Regions from separate parts of the Homo sapiens genome. Here region 2 is linked to region 1. Evidence: chromatin loops called from intact Hi-C (ENCODE). Cell type or tissue: OCI-LY7. All regions are shown on one strand.

Region 1 (2,500 bases):
CTTTGGAAATTCTCTTCTCCCACCTATGGCTCTTCCCCCAACCCAGGCAACTACTGAACTGCTTTCTTGACCTAGACAATAGTTTTCATCTATTAGTATTTTATATAAAGAATCTTTTTTGTCTGGCTTCTTTAATGGAACATAATTATTTTGAAGTTCATTCATGTCATTTTATGCATCAGTATTCATTCCTTTTCACTGATGAGTAGTGTCCCATTGCATTGATGTGTCATGGTTTTTATCCATCCATGTTGATCGATATTTGGGTTGTCTCTGGTTTTTGGCTATCACGAATAAAACTGGTATCAACAGTGCTGAATGATTTGCTTGAATTTAGTTGCCTATTCAAAGATACAAGTGATTCATCACAAGAGAAGTAAAGGCTTCTGGTGGAAGATGCCTTGTTTCACGGAGAGAGAACAGGAAAAGAAAAGCGTGTGGAAGAGGGGTGCGGTCTAGAGACTGTGAGGAATGCCTGTCTTCCCCTCAGTTGTGTCCTCGCCACAGTGCTGCTCCTGGACCTCCCTGTCTGAAAGCTGAGCCCAACTCACTTCTAAGTGAGTCAATTTTGATAAGTAGATGACAAGATCTAAGTAGCACTGAGGGTGTGGGAGTGAATGGGAGGCTGAGGGGCCCAGGGAAGGGAGCTGCCTTTTTCCAAGACGTCCATGTGCTGGGCCTTATGTCATTCCTATGCCATCTCATTGCATATTCGCAGCCTCCTTTTAAAGCCGAGATTATTATCGTCTAACTTCATAGGCAAACATGAGGGCTTGCAGACAGTAAATAACATGCCCAAGCCCACCTGACTCACAATTTGCAGGTCTGGAATTTGAGCCCAGGTCTCTTGGCTTCCAGGGCTGTTTTCTTTCCTCCACCCTCTCCAGGACGGCCTCTCAAGCTGTGGCACGTGCAGGTGGCAGACAGCAGCGACAGCCACGGTTAAGAGGCCAGCGGGGGAGAAAAAGTGCATTCTGAGCTGGGTTCTTAGCACATGCAGGGTTCTTACACCCCTTGTTCAGGCCTGGGCGAAGCTCAACTGAGACAGGGAGGGTCCACATGCCAGAGTAGGACAGGAGCATCCATCCAGGCCAGAAGGGTTCTGGGCCACAGAGTGATGGTCTCTGTACAGCCCCTCTGGTGTGGGAGATATCCCTGCCCTGCATGTTAGCAGGGTTTATGCAAGAATTGATGTGAGTAGGTGCAATAGCTGATTTTAAGGATAATTTTGAAGTCAAGCCCTAAGCAAAGAATCAACCTGGGTGGCAGCCCCTGTGTCTACCCTTAACTTGGTAAGTGACCTGGGCAAGTTCCCTGCTGGCCCTGGGCTCAGCTTCTCCCTCTCCCCACGAGGAGCTGGGCTAGGCCTGCAGGGGCCAGTGGTGCAGCGCCTCCTCCCTGGAAATGGCATTGGTTAACTACATCCATTCTGGCCAGCCTTGCGTTCCTTCACCACTAGGTGGAGGGCATCTCTTAGGTTTCCCCACTGCTCCCTGAAGGCCTTGGAGGCGGTCTTAGCCATCCCTCCATGAAAACCACCTTAAATTTTGACAGCTTTTTAAGGAATTCCAACTTAGATGTTAGGAAATATTCAGTCAATTCATTTGCCCAAAAGCTCAAATTTTGAGTTTCTTCACTTTCTATTTTCCTATTTCAATATATTGTACTTTTTAAAAAAACTTTTATACTAAATAAATTGAACTTTAAAAATGTTCTGGCCTGTATTTATTACTTGGGAGATTTCCAGCAGAATTGCTTTACTGATGCTTGCCTCTATGTGAAAAGTGCTTTTGATCTCTTTTAAGTGAACTGTTCTCTCTTGCTTCAACCAGACACAATGAAATAGTGGAGATGTGGGAGAGAGGTAAGGACTCGTTCTTTCAGCTGACATGTTTTTGAGAATTCTGTTACCCCCAAGGGTATTCATAAGGCCTCAGCACAGAGCAAACTATTCTCACAATCATGCCTGATAATGAATTGATCACCTTGGGCATTTACCAAGTGCTCTCTTCACATCTCTTATCTCATCGAATCCTTCCTACTCCTCTTACAATGAGCATTTTTTAGTCTCTGCTTTTATAGAAGAAGCAGGCGAGGCTATTATTGGCCATATAGATTCCCCACCTGCACCACAACATACACAAACTATCCAAGCATAGTTTGGAATTAGGAAAGGGACTTGACCTTATTTAAGTGTCCGTGAGTATAGGAGTGGTCAGACTTTCTCAAATCCTGCATCTAGCAGTAGGGACCCAGAGAAGCCTGCCTCATTCAGGTGGCTGTGTTGGCTGGCATGGTTATGGGGGCCATGCAGGGACATCCCCAGCCTTCAGATGGAACCTTCCAGAGCTGTGTCTTGCCTGTGCCTAGAGTCCAGTGGAGGCCAGCACCCCTCCACTGAAAAAAGAATCTGAAGACTTCAGCCAGGCTGACTTGCCCTGGGGTTGCTTTTCAAGTGGAGGTACAAGGACAGAATCAGCTACAGAGAGAGGGAACCTGG
Region 2 (2,500 bases), 82 kb after region 1:
CATAGGTGACTCACGCCGGCCTACCCTGGGGCTGCTAGTTAGATTTTAATCCTTTCTATTCTGCTAGCTCCCACTTACTGGACTTCAATCACATTTAAACATTCTCCTAAAAAGACTACCCTGTAAATACCATCCCCTAGTCCTGTGACCCCCGACCCCAACCAGCTCCTTGTCTTCTTTCTTCCCTTGGTTCCTGATGCCTGACAGCCCACAGCTGCTGCCTCCTCTCCTGTGCCGCTCCCGGTCCCTCTCACATGGTTGGTTTTGCCCCAATCCTACCGAGCCGCTTGTGGGAAACCCACCGCCAACCCCCAGACACCTCTTTCTAGGGCATTATCCTGTCCCCAGCAACTCCTCTCGCCATGTTTCTTTCTAGAAATTTTACCCGAATCACACAACTCACTCTGTCTCCTTCTTTGCTCCTCTCTTAGACAATTAAAGGCATTTACTCCCCAGGGCCCCTGTGGTCCTGCTGTTTTGTTGGCTGTCCCTCCTGAGCTGATAGTGTCCCACAGATGGAACTTGCCCTATGACTTACATCCCTACCTTCCAGACTGTTCCGTGGCTAGACACCATCCCTTGGTCTCATGCGAACCCCTACTCTGGGTACAGTTCCCATTGCATTCAGCAGAATCACTGTGGCCCCAGTCACCGAAGTGGACAATGCAGCCAACGGATGGAACCGCCTCAAAGGGGCAAACACCACGGGGCTGCTGAGATGCCCTTCTCTGCCCTCTGAGACGCCCCTCCCTGCCTTTCTTCCCCTCCTGCACCAAAGGCCTCCTGGCCTCTCGCCACCGCCTGTCCCAAGGGCGAGCTATCTGACAGGCCCCCTGAAGGGCTATTCCCAGGTCAGCAGGTTTGAGGGTTCCCTTTCCAGCACCACACCCTTTATTCCTCAGCCTCAGAGCGAGTGCGGGCCTCCTGTGCCTCTGAGCCTGCAACCCGCCCCACTCCTGCCACCTCCACCCCTTCCTAAAGAAGGGGACAGCCGAGATGTGACCCATGGTCCCCACGCACGCCCCTTCACCAGCACATGCGTGCCTGTGGCAAAATGACTCATCCCCTCCCTCTGCACCCTCCCCCTGCACCCTCCCCCTGCCCCCGCCGGGGCCAGGCAGGGCTCCTCCTCCCCCAGTGCTTCCAGCTGTGGCAACCACATGGCGTTTGCCAACTGAGTCTTCTCCGGGGACCCAGCCTGGCCACGGGCTGCACCCTGTGTTTTATCACTGAGGAACTGTAAGCTTTTTGTAGGGGTCAGTGTGTCAATGCTTCTCCCTAAAGCCACCTGCTTAACAGGAATGTCAGACATGGAGCAGGCCAAAATGCAGATGATGATGATATCAGTGCAGCTGCTCTGGACAGCCCTCTATGCTGTGCCCTGCTGGGTCAGGCTTCACAGACATGACAGCCAGGATCGGGTGAGGGGGCGCCCTCACCTCACAATGAAGGAACAGCAGAGCCACCTGCCAGGGCCAACAGCTAGGAATCAATAGAGCCAGGCCTACCTACCCACATGGCCTGCTCCCAGGCACAGCAAACACCCCAGTGGCTCAGCTGCCACATGCATGTGCACACATACACCACAGACACACCACACATCCCATACACACATACACACCACACATCCCATAAACATATACACAGCACACATCCCATAAACATATACACACCACATACCACGCTTCCCATACACACATACACACCATACATCCCATACACACCACACATCCCATACACATATAACACACATACACACTACACATCCCATACACATACAACACACATACACACCACACACCACACATCCCATACACACATACACACTATGCACCACACACCACACATCCCATACACACATACACACCACACATACACACTACACATCCCATACACACATACACACCACACACACACCACACATCCCATACACACATACACACCACACATACACACCACACATCCCATACACACATACACACCACACACCACACATCCCACACACACATACACAACACACCTCCCATACACACATACACACCACATACCACACATCCCATACACATACACAACACATATACACACCACACATCTCACACACAACACATATACACACCACACATCTCACACACATACACACCATACATCCCATATACATATCCACACCACACACCACACATCCCATACACATCATATATCCCATACACATACACATCACACATACATACCACACATCCCATAAACATATACACACCACACACCATATATCCCATACACACCACACATCCCATGCACACATGCACACCACACACACTACACATACACACCACACATCCAATACACACATATACACCACACTCCACATATCCTGCACACATATACATATTACTTGCACACACACCACACATACACACCATATATCCTATACACATATATACACCATACACCACACATCCCATACACACACACACACCACACATTACACATCCCATACACACAC

Evidence for each region. A loop is a pair of places that touch in the nucleus more often than their neighbours do. Peaks named below come from ENCODE experiments on the same cell type or tissue, not always from the same donor. Only the 100,000 strongest peaks of a DNase experiment are listed, where the experiment ranks them.
Region 2: it touches region 1 in a loop (2.1-fold over the local background); 2 of 110 quality-filtered maps call a loop at or near these places.

What each region holds. Positions count from the first base shown.
Region 1 is chr7:50,417,169-50,419,668 of GRCh38, reverse strand. No RefSeq gene overlaps it. Among named protein-coding and RNA genes, the nearest start is that of FIGNL1, 32 kb to the left of the region's middle. In OCI-LY7, CTCF peaks have their summits at 1,238 and 1,441 (motif pointing right); a DNase peak (open chromatin) is centred at 1,438.
Region 2 is chr7:50,334,860-50,337,359 of GRCh38, reverse strand. The region is part of intron 3 of IKZF1 (IKAROS family zinc finger 1); the gene reads right to left. Among named protein-coding and RNA genes, the nearest start is that of IKZF1, 31 kb to the right of the region's middle. In OCI-LY7, a CTCF peak has its summit at 1,437; DNase peaks (open chromatin) are centred at 1,149 and 1,439; H3K4me3 peaks cover 1,027 bases; H3K27ac peaks cover 2,242 bases.